2 separate regions of the Homo sapiens genome follow, and region 2 is linked to region 1. Evidence: chromatin contacts called from ENCODE Hi-C or POLR2A ChIA-PET data. All regions are on one chromosome and are shown on one strand. Each heading gives the region's core, a stretch centred on a gene start or an enhancer-like site at or near the end of the contact. The rest is flanking DNA. Distances are from core to core; before and after follow the strand shown.

The links. Hi-C counts contacts between places; a loop is a spot of excess contacts on that map. ChIA-PET counts read pairs that join two places held with the same protein, here RNA polymerase II (POLR2A). Pooled maps may share reads with other maps.
Region 2: a map of naive thymus-derived CD4-positive, alpha-beta T cell shows a loop between it and region 1 (29-fold over the local background). The contact joins the promoter of CLASP1 here to the promoter of PTPN4 in region 1. A Hi-C loop is called at or near these places in 1 of 168 maps with a recorded cell type or tissue (naive thymus-derived CD4-positive, alpha-beta T cell) and 11 of 50 pooled maps. POLR2A ChIA-PET finds 5 or more read pairs at or near these places in 1 of 52 experiments (OCI-LY7).

What each region holds. Positions count from the first base shown.
Region 1 is chr2:119,755,500-119,761,347 of GRCh38, forward strand. PTPN4 (protein tyrosine phosphatase non-receptor type 4) reads left to right here and starts at 4,423. Exons shown (of 27, transcript NM_002830.4): 1 at 4,423-4,885. LOC101927764 (a long non-coding RNA gene) reads right to left here and starts at 4,215. Exons shown (of 4, transcript XR_007087215.1): 1 at 4,133-4,215. RefSeq lists silencers at 3,965-4,074, 4,625-4,924 and enhancers at 4,114-4,408, 4,125-4,384, 4,655-5,279.
Region 2 is chr2:121,646,674-121,652,465 of GRCh38, forward strand. It overlaps CLASP1 (cytoplasmic linker associated protein 1), which reads right to left and starts at 2,789. Exons shown (of 41, transcript NM_001395891.1): 1 at 2,699-2,789. It overlaps NIFK-AS1 (NIFK antisense RNA 1), which reads left to right and starts at 2,981. Exons shown (of 4, transcript NR_037857.1): 1 at 2,981-3,708; 2 at 3,795-4,009. RefSeq lists enhancers at 1,743-2,371, 2,372-2,998, 3,030-3,299.

The DNA of each region.
Region 1 (5,848 bases), core at 3,173-5,672:
AAAAACTTCGAGAATTTCATATCTGATGAAAGCAATTTGGTGTGTGTGTGTGTGTGCGTGTATGTGTGTGGGTGTGTGTTTATTCCATAAGGTGGTATTAGGACAACTGGATAGTTATTTAAAAAAAAAAAAAAAGCTACATCTCTATCCCCTTACACCAAAATTATTTCCCAGATAGCAGCAGAAGACCCATTAGCAATCCTGAGATCAGGATCATGGATTTTTAAGTATTTTAAAAACACAACTAAAAGTACTAGAAGAAAATGTGGGATTTTTTTAATGTGAAAAATACAAAACCCAGAATGATAAGGAAGAGGTGGATTATAGCAGTAATAACTCTCACACAGTGAGGCAATCAGTAGTCAATTTGGCAGCATTTATCAAAGTTAAACATGGCCATACACTTCAACCCAGCAATTGCATTTCCACGAATTTGTCTTAAAGAAATGCTTCATTATGTGTACAAAGCTTTATGATGAAAATGTTCTTTAGAGCATTATTTGTAACAGCAAAGTACTAGAAACAGCCTGATGCCCATTAATTAGAGAAAGTTAAATATATTATGGCTCAGCCCTTAGATGACATGTATCTACATGTTTTGTTAAGGAATGATTTCCACACACATTTGTAAGTGAAATATGGTATGATCCCTTGTGTGTGGGGAAAAGAGATGTAGGTTTAGCTTATATATTCAGAGAAAATTCTGGAAGTGTACACAAGAACTGTCAATAGTGCCTATCTTTTGGGAGTGGGACTGACAGTAGGAAGAAGTCTTAGATTTTTAAAATTTTACACTTTTTTGTAGAGTTCCTGATATCAGGATTGCTAATGGGTCTTCTGCTGCTATTCAGCAAGAAAGGAAAAAAAGGAAAGAATTGCTGAAAATGAAGAGGGAGAGCCATGCTCACATGGTGACAAATCTGGGCCAGCTGCCTCAGAGGTATATGGTATAGGATTTTGAATTTTTTTAAGTATATTTAACACAGCTCTGTGATTAAAGGAAGCCCAAGTCACAGAATCCTGAACTTATTGGAAACATGTGTGACACCTCTTTAAAGGTTTAAATTATTTAAATTTGCTTGCTTTTGCTTTTAAGTTATGCATGAAGATTCCAGGCAGGTAAAAAGATGAAATTCTCCCTTAACTGACTAGCTAAGGCAGACAGGTACCTAACCAAGGTCTCCTGTTGGGGACCAGGTTAGATAGGACTCACATTTCACTGAAAGCCTGTATACCTTTGTATGTCCCACCTCACCAGCGTAGGCAACAAAATCAAGTCAGTTTAAGTCATGTGCTTTTTTGAAGTTAAAATTCATACCACTCTGAGCTCTACCTAGCGAGTAGAGTCCAACCTTCTGTTGAGGTTCTTCTCCCTAGGTATCCCCAGTGATCCTACGGTTACTCATTTCTTCCAAAGAAGTCCTCTCCAGTTACTGATAGTGGGTGGCTGGTGAGTCAGCCACAGTGCCTAGTCAAAGTTTCTTCTTCACGGCTGCTGCCTGGGGTCACTGCCAAGGCCCATACAGGCAAGAACAAATGCTTGTTCCCTTCTGGCTGTAGCTACCCAGGGTTAAGAGAGGTCCTACCATTGACCACACAGTGCAAAACGGCCAGTCCTCGCCTGCCAACATCCTCCAAGTGTGGATACAACCTTTGCTCTTACTCTCCCAAAGCACAGTCAAGGGCAGACTGCAGACAAGGAAAAAAAAACAGTCAATAGCAGTGTCTGCCAATATCCAGTAATGTTTGAGGCCACTTTTGAATGAAAAAAAAAATTCTTGCTAACTTCCAACTGTTAAGTCATTTTAATTATGTCTCTTAATTATACATAAACTTTAGGTAATAATTTCTTATTCTTATAGCTCACGTCTATAAAACTAAAACAATTTTAGAAATTAAATTCACAAATTTAAAAAATTCAATTAATATGATGTATGTAATGTGTGGTGAATTATATTTGTTGTTTTGCTGAAATTAAATTGTCCTTTGATATGAGAATATGGAACTCACTGCTATGGTATGTACTTTTTTGTTTGGCATGCTTATAATTGACTTAATTATCTCAACATTCTTCTCTATTTGAATTTCTGTTAAACTTCTGTGCAGTGTGCCGTAAAGGACGTATGACCTTCACTTAGCCAGAATGCTGTCCTTTCCACAAGAAGTATTCTATTCTTTTCCCATTAGCCCCAGAAAATTAAATTTGTGGTTGGTGCCAAATACAAAATCAAGTGCAGGGTTTCGTTACAAGGTGGTCATCAAATGATCCAATATAGTGACTAGAATATATTAACTTTTAAAAGAACATAATTTAAGTAAGAGCAAAATATTTACATATTTTATAGATAATTTGCATATATTTTTTCTTAGACTCCAGTTTAAGGAACAGTAGTCTACACCCCTGCTACTCCAGGGTGGTCCAAAAGCCAGGGAGCTTGTTAGAAAGAGTCTCTAGGCCAGGTGCAGTGGCTCACTCCTGTGATCCTAGCACTTTGGGAGGCCAAGGCAGGAAGATTGCTTGAGGTCAGGAGGGTTCAAGATCAGCCTGGGCAACACAGTGAGAGCCTGTCTCTATTGAAAAAAAAAAAAAAAGAAAGAAATGCAGAATTTCAGGGCCCACTCTAGACCTAATGGATTAGACCATGCCATTTAATAAGAACTCCAGGTGATCAGCATGTATATTAAAGTGTGAGATATACTAATTTATTATTTCCCAATTCAATTTTCAGTGGGCCCATGTGAGCCTGGGGCACAGTCTAAAGCTCTCTCTCTCTTTTTTTTAAGGACAATAATTGCTTCTTCTCTTTCCAGGGTTGCAGGCAGGTAGATTTAAGGTGAACTCAGATTTTTCAAGGAATAATGGTGAGTATTGGTAACTTCAAAGGGTCCATCCTGGTGACTTGCAGGGGAAGTTCCACTCAGGAACTTTTGTGTCTTGCTTAACACCAGACACAAGACTACATGTAAGCCATGTGGCTCACATGTGTAATCCCAGCTACTCCGAAGGTTAAGGTAAGATGATCTCTTGAGCCCAGGAGTTGGAGACCAGCCTGACAACATAGCGAGACCTTGCCTCTAAACAAAAATTACATATTGTATGATTCTATTTATATGAAACATTCAATTTCTGGTGGAAGTCTCATATGATCTTTGGTTGGAGGATGACTGGATGTTGACAGATGACAATGAGGTGAAGAGCATTTTAGCAGAGGGAATGGCATGATCAAAGACAAAATGGAGAGTCAGAGGCAGGAATGCATATTTAGGGAGGAATGAATGAGCACTGGCTACAACAGAGATCTGGGAAGAAAAGCAAGTGAAGGAAGTAAAGCTGGAAACATGGATTGACAAGTTGCCTTTTTCAAATGGAAAAACTAACAGGTGTGAGGGAGAAGAGAGTCAATAGAAATTTCTGTCTTTTCCAGATTTGTTCACATTCCCCTGATTTGTAGTCATTTTGTCGGCTTGGGAAAGTGGTTTTTGAAAGATCGTCTTTATAAAGGTAGGCTCTGATAGGATGCTCAAGCTAAGAGCAAGGAAGGACAAAGAAGGCGCCTGGCGACAGAAAAGGGCACTAACAAAAATTGGGCAAAAAGGAAGTGTGGCGGTCCCCAAATCCCTTCTTCCTCCATTTCAGCTGAGATCATTCGCCAGTAGGCAACTGTGGTATTACCAATAAGTTTGTATCACCAATAAAATATTATAATGCACCTGGCTAAAAACCCTGGCGTGATAACACCAAATTCATGTTATTAGAAGGAATTAAATTTTAAAAAGCACACCGTTCCAGGCACACAGAAGGAGCCCCCGAACGTTTGTTTTATAAACGCAGGTTGGTTGCTGAGGCTTTGTTTTGGAGCCTACGTTTAGGAGAGGAAATGATTCAAAACTGCCCCCCAAAACCTATATCCTCCAGGAGCACTGAGGTTGGGGCGACCTGCTGCCAACTGGTCTGGTTTTCCCTTTTAACACACGCTTCTTGCCCACTATCCGGTCCCTGCGGTCAGTGGGTGCAGCAGGGGTCGCAGTCCAAACAACCAATCGCGACGCGGCTGCGGGGCGGGGGCCACAGCGCTCCGCCTCCCCCCTCCAATCCGCCCTCCCAATCCTCCTAGGCCGCTCTCTCTCGCACCTGCGTGTCCCTCTGCGCTCCGACTGGTGCGACTTCTCCCTGCGCTAGCGAGGCAGGGTTTTGGCCTCGCCTCTCGCGAGATCGCCTCCTGTTGCTGCCGCCGCCGCTCCTGGCCACTGACTGGCGGCGCCTGCGCAGCCGCCATGTTCGGTTGCTATGCTGCGGCCTAGGAGAGGGGGTGTGCTTGAGGGAGGAGGAAGAGATAGAGGAGGAGGAGGGGGAGGAAGAGGAGGTGGAGAAGGAGGGGGGTGACTGAGCTCCTCTTGCACTCTCACACACAAACGCTGCCCAGGATTACCCGCCAGCTCACGCCGCGCAGTGCGCTTTTCCGCTCCTCGCGCCCCACCACCAACATTGTTCTCTCAGGACTCCTGGGTCCCAGGGGCCGGAATTGGGCCTGAGCGGGAGAGGAAAGAGACTTGGCTTTGGCCGCGGGGTCGGAGGATTGGGGCCAGGCCCCCTCCCCCACGCACTTTTGGGGGTGTGGATTATCTCATCCCTGCAGGGAGGTAGGAGAGGTCGCCGGCTGCCCGCCTCCCTGCCACCTCCCCAGCGGCGCCGGCCCGCGGCTGCCCAGCAGCATGAGGTGGTGCTGGCGGCTCCGGGTCGTGGCGCGACCGCTGCGGCGGCGGCTGCTCGGGGGGCGCTGAGGTAGCCCCCCGGAGCGGCACGGAGGACGCGCTTCTCCTCTGCGCGCCGGGGCCTCGAGGCTTTTTTTCTCCAGCCGAGAGGACGCGGCTGTGATATACGAAGGTAAGAGGTTCTCCGGTCCCCGCCGGCCTCTCGGCCCTGCACGTTGAACGGGAGGCTCTTACCTGCATGTGTGGCTCCTGGGAGGTGAGCCAGGTGGGGCAAGCCGGAGGTACGAGGATGATTTGAAAGGAAGGAAAAAAGGACAAAAACAAACAAACAAACAAACAAAAAAACGCTTTCTTTCCTTTCTTCCTGGGACCTCTGCTTTTGCGGGGGTTATAGTTGGAATCTCTGTTATGGGTCAGCGAAGGGCCAAGGGATGGAATAGGTGCGGAGATGGAATGTTCCCAGTACCTAAACTCTAGGTAAAGCTTTGGAATCTTGAGTTTTCCATTGCTGGTAGAATTCCTTTTTTTTTTTTTTTTTTTTTTGGCTCATATGAGCGCTTCTTGCACGCTGCATGAGCCAACTATTCCTACCATTGAAGTTTTAAGCCTGTTATGATTCTACCAGTATATACCTGTATTTGGGAATCTGTAGTTGAGCCAAAAAAAAAAAAAAAAAAAAAGTTGAGATGTGGGTAAACAGTGATGCATTTCGCAGGGTTTCCATAAAATGGAACAGCTTACAGTTGCACAGGTGATGTGTGGATGTTTCTGCAAAACTTAGGGTGGAAGATTTTATGTCTGGGCTTGCATCATGTAGTGACATCAGTATGTACAAGGACGATTTGTAGGATTTTTCAAAACGCCTGTTCTAGGATAACTTGTTATGCATCTGCAATATGCCAGCTGCTTTTCGAATAAGAGGTTTCAGTAATACTAAGTTTCTGTGTCCAGATCTTGGGCCCAGTTGAAACAGTACAGCTGATTGGTCACATTTAAAACATATTTATGGAGAAAGATAAAAGGCCAATGTGTCCGACTTGCAAAAGACAATTAGAGTAGAAAGAAGACTGGAACAGTAAAAGCCAGGGCATTTTTAAATCTTGGTTTTCTGAACTTTAACGTGCCAGAGGAAAAA
Region 2 (5,792 bases), core at 1,539-4,038, 1.9 Mb after region 1:
AAGCCATCTCATTCAACTTATAAATCAAGACACTAAGCTACTTAAGAAAATAAACAAGACGGAAGCAAAAAATCTAAATCTAGGCCAGGCGTGGTGGCTCACGCCTGTAATCCCAGCACTTTGGGAGGCTGAGGCAGGCGGATCATGAGGTCAGGATATCAAGGCCATCCTGGCTAACACGGTGAAACCCCGTCTCTACTAAGAAAACGCAAAAAAATTAGCCGGGCATGGTGGCGGGCACCTGTAGTCCCAGCTACTCGGGAGGCTGAGGGAGGAGAATGGCATGAACCTGGGAGGCGGAGCTTGCAGTGAGCCCAGATCGCGCCACTGCATTCCAGCCTGGGTAACATAGCGAGACTCCATCTCAAAAAAAAAAAAAAAAAAAAATCTAAATCTAAAACCAGTAAACATGGGCCGAGCGCGATTGCTCACGCCTGTAATCCCAGCACTTCGGAAGGCCAAGGCAGGCTGATCACAGGAGGTCAGGAGTTCAAGACCAGCCTGGCCAACATAGTGAAACCCTGTCTCTACTAAAAATACAAAAATTAGCTGGGCATGGTTGTGGGTGCCTGTAATCCCAGCTACTCAGGCGGCTGAGGCAGGAGAATCACTTGAACCCAGGAGGTGGAGGTTGCAGTGAGCTGAGATTGCACCATTGCACTTCAGCCTGGGCGACAAGAGTGAAACTCTGTTTCAAAAATAAAAATAAAAATAAATAATAAATAAAACCAGTAAACAAAATATAACACACTTAAATGACAAACTTCATGTTCTTCTGGCCAATCATTTCTCAACATCCCTGTCAAACTATTTTAAGGGTCTGAAATCTTGCTCTATAAAAAGCAAGTTCCCATCATCTGAACTACACTTAAAGAGATTCTATCCCACTAGTTACTTAAGCATAATACACCAGGCTTCAGAGTTTTACTTGCTATCAATTAAAAAAAAAGTTTACCTCTTTTACATAAATAAAGTGGAATCTGTGGGTTAATTCAAAAGCCTGACATACTAGGAGATCTGGGTTTTCCGTTCTAACACAAATTTATGGTGAAAACTTAGCAAAAGCCTTTTCTGTATTTGCCAATTCAGTTGTAACACAGAGATACAATATTTGACACCTCCACCACCAACAAAGTCTCCTCTAAGGAGTCCTGACTTTGGTTAACCTTACCTGGGAGAATTAAAAGCTATGGCTGAAAACTCCTTCATAAAAACTAAAACTTTAGAAGTCTAAAATGGTGTTACAAGGTAGCCCATAATAAACAATGAATTATAGAAACTGAGATTTCAGTAACAACTGCTAAAAAGGTGTATTACACAATTTAACAAGATAACCAGATCATCAAAATTTAAATTTCTTAACAAATGTAAAAAATAAATAATATTCAATACTCTGAGGCACTGTGCTACTTTTTATCTATATGGTCGCAACATCAATGTTGCTATTCTCCCAATCCCTTGATGAGCAAACGGAGCCAATATCCAGGATCCCTCATATCGAGAGGTCAGTTACCGTCGTAAATAATCGTAGTAATAAAAACAATTTCTAATGCCAGAATTGAAAACGGACTGTGGCACCCAAATAGGGTCCAAGGTACATGGCGGCATGAAACTATTTCTCGCTTCTGACTCTTCTGCATCACGGTCTCCCAAAGGACTAGAGAATCTGAAGCTCTCATTGCCACATCTACAAATGAAAGTATCATGTTTAAAGAGCTCACAGGTTCTACGAATGGTCAGTATTTAATGAACGCACCCCACTACACAGAAACTCACCCAGCTGCAAACTCAGCTGCAAACTCACCACAGCGTGCTTTCAGACTCCACATTAATTTTTTTTAATTTTAGAAGCAAACAACTATTTTAAAAATATTATGTAATAATTTAAACTCTGGAAAGCCCCATACTCATCCCAGCAGCTCGGAAAACGGAAAGCAAAATTCGATTAGCTCCATTGTACCTAGCCAGGCTAACGTGCAAGATCACACACTCATCTTCGTCAGAGCGTCTCTGCCAATACCAAAGAACAACAAAGGCAAGTTGAGAAGTCTGCACAGGCTTAACTCAGCACTTGTTCGCTTTCCCAGCTTCAGAAAGAAGCTCTTCGAAGGCCCCGGGAACCAAGGGGACCTTGTGCATCCCATCAAGCCGGCCGCTCCGCTCGGCGCCGCTCGCGCAGCTTTTGTCTGGCCCGGTTGGGAGCCCAGGACGGGAGCCCGGGCCGCCCGCCTCCCGGCACCCCTTCTCTCTGGATCTTTCTTCACACCCATCACTCGCCAATGACTAGTTGTTGTGGGTTTCTCTCCCTCGCCCCCTCCCTTCCTTTCAAACGCGCCCCGGGCTCGCTGGCTTCTCCCACCCGGCAGGGGAGACTCGGGTTAGGAAGGGGGCCCGGGTGGGGTCTGGAAAAGGGAAACAGAGAGGGGCACACAAAGCCCGACTGACCCCAGGGCCGATCCCCTCCCTCTGCAAAGCAGCCTGGGCTCAGCGACCTACTGGTTGGATAAACAACCCTCGCATCCCGCTCCTCGCCAGGCTCCCACCTCAGGGCCGCCCCATCCCCCCAAAGTGCACCCAAGAGCCGATGACAGCGCTGGACATCGCCCCCACCCAGACCCGGCGCCCGCCACTGCGCGGGAGGGGCCAGGGCCGCGAGAGGGCTCGGGTCTGACCCTCCGCCCCCTGACCGGGTACTTACAGCCCTGTTTTTCGTTACTGTTGCCGCTGCGGACCAGAGAGCCGCCGCCTTCTCCTCCACCCCAATGAGGTTAAGCGCTTGGTGCGGGGATTAAAAAAAAAAAAAAAGAAAAAAAAAAAAAAGACCGAGAGAGCGAGAGAGACGCCGAGGGCGCCTGCGCAGTGCGGTCACCCTTTTTCTTCTTACCGCCACCAACCCGGGTACACCATAGAGAGCGTAAACCGAGACCAGAGAGGCGGCTGCCTCTCTATGGTAACGCCCCGCGCAGGCGCTGGCCTGGCCGTGTTAGGCTTCGCTGGCGTAAAGTCCCCGGGAGCTTTGCCCCTCACGGAGAACGTTAGTTGACCCTGATGGGGACCCGTAGGGTAAAGGTTTTGTTTTTGTTTTTTTTTACGGAAAAGGTTGTGGTTAGGCCCCTTGGAAAGTTGCGACAAAACTCGAGTTAGACAAGGAAGGTCGGAACTAAGTGGCCACAGCAACAATGCACCAGCAAGCAGGGAGCGTGATAGGAAGAGCTAAAGAGGAATCGGGAAACCCTGGGTAAAAGTCGTCCAAGTGGAACTTCCTTTGGTCGGGGGTCTGATACTCGAAGGAAACGGTCTTTCACTTCTGGGTTAGGGCGTCCGCCCAGAGGGCGACTGCAATGAAGGAAATTGTGCCCTGCGACTTCCCGTAACAGAGCTGTGTGTCCACGCTCCCTTTTCCGAGCAGGCGCGGACGCTTGTGCCGGAAGTAAACTTGTTAACGGTTCTTTGCCTTTTGGGGAGGGGAGACAGCCCAGAGAAGGCTTTGGAGACCCTTGAGTCGGCCAGCGAGCAGGGTTTCTTACTTGAGCGCCTCCACAAATAAACGCTCCTTCGCTCCTCCGTCGCGTGCGTTTCCCTGGGATAATAAGTGGGAAAGTGGTGGCTTTTATTTTTTTGAGACAGGGTCTCACCGCCGTCGCCCAGGCCGGATGGAGTGCAGTGGCGCGATCACGGCTCACTGCAGCCTCGACTTCCCAGGCTCAGGTGATCCTCCTGCCTTAGCCTCCCGAGTAGCTGGAATTACAGGCGTGCACCACCCCCCCCCAACTACTTTTTGTATTTTTTTGTAGAGATGGGTTTCACCATGTTTCCCAGCCTTGTCTCAAACTCCTGACCTCAAGTGATCCGCCGTCTTGGGTCTTCGAAAGTGCTGGGACAGCAGGAGTGAGCCACCGCATCTGGCCCGGAAAGTGTTTTGGAGCGTAGAAAAATGCAAATTATAGGGCTGCCTTCAAGGATCCCGAAGGACCCACAGATTTGCCGCATCAGGCTCCTATGCACGCCGGTAATTTGATGTGTTGAGATGCACTGCCCAGTGCGTTGTTTTTACTGGAGGAGCTTGTGTGCGGAGCTCCTTGCTAGTGTATGTGTTGGGATGGGAGAGAAGTGCGGGAGAACTATGAGATAATGCCCCCTGATCCTCAGGGTCTTAGGAGGTATGGTCGGAGAGGCTAAGCTAAAGTATGAAAGCCGTGTGTAGGCCCTTCTGTGTAGTGCAGAAAAGGTAGAGGTATGTGATTTGAAAGAGTAGGGATGACATGGAGGATGCGACTCCTGGTTGGATCTATAAACTAATGTCTTTGGAACGAAAGCACATGCAACCTTTTGAAAATGGATGGGTGATAATGAAAGACCATTCCAGAGAAGAAACACCATGGTGCAAAGGCTCAAGAGGCATACTGGAAGTACAATGAAGAGAGCAATCTAACTGAAATGGGAAAAAAAGAAACAAAGAGTAAAAAGTAAGATTTGATGAGAAAGATGGAATCGATTTTTAAATTTTTTTATCTACACAACAAAATTTATTATCTTAACCATTTTTGAGTGAATAATTCGTTAGTATTAAGTATATTTACCTCGTGCGGCCAGTCTCCAGAATTCTTTTCATCTTGCAAAACAAACCCCGAACCCATTAAACAATTTCTCATTCGCCATTTTCCAGCTAGCCTTGGTAACCTCCATTCTAGTTCTGTCTCTGTGAATTTGACTGTGTACCCCGTGTAAGTGGTATCATACAGTATTTGTATTTTTGTGACTGGCATATTTCACATAGCATAATCTCCTTGTGGTTTATCCATCTTGTAGCATGTGTCAGAATTTCCTTCCCTTTTAAGACTAAATAATATTCCATTGTGTGTATATACCACTTGTGTTATTTCCACCTTTTGGTTATTGTGAATAATACTGCTTCAAACATGAGTGTACAGATAACTCTTCAAGATCCTTTTAGGGTAATACAGAGATAGTAAGTTATCTTGATTGTTCACTGCCAGTTACAGACCAAACTCCTTGTTCTCCTTGTGCTCCACTTCTCAACCACTGCACTTGGCTAGTCTTAAACAAAAAAAGAAAAACCCTAATTTTAATAGCTTGTGGGGACAGACGCAGTGGCTCACGCCTATAATCCCAACACTTTGGGAGGCCGAGGTGGGTGGATCACTTGAGGTCAAAAGTTCGAGACCAGCCTGGCCAATATGGTAAAACCCTGTCTCTACTAAAAATACAAAAATTAGCCGGGTACGGTGGCACACACCTGTAATCCCAGCCACTCAGGAGACTGAGGCAGGAGAAATGCTTGAACCCAGGAAGTGGAGGTTGTGGTGAACGGAAATTGCGCCGCCGCACTCAAGCTGGGCGACAGCGAGACTCCGTCTCAAAAATTAGTATTAATAGAATGTGGGAGATTTTGAAACCAAGTATAGAAATTCATACTTTATATTGTTTAAGGTCCGTGACTAGGCATAGTAACATGATGAAAGAACTGTTTTGGGTTTGTTTGGTTTTTTTCCGAGACAGAGTCTCACTCTGTTGCCCAGGCTGGCGTGCAGTGGTGCGATCTCGGCTCACTGCAACCTCTGCCTCCCTGGTTGAAGCGATTCTCTTTCCTCAGCCTCCTGAGTAGCTGGGACTACAGGCACATGCCACCACGCCCAGCTAATCGTTGTATTTTTAGTAGAGGCGGGGTTTCACCATGTTGGCCAGGATGGTCTCGATCTCTTGACCTCGTGATCCAGCCTCCCAAAGTGCTGGGATTACAGGCAGGAGCCACCACGCCCAGCTAGAAAGAT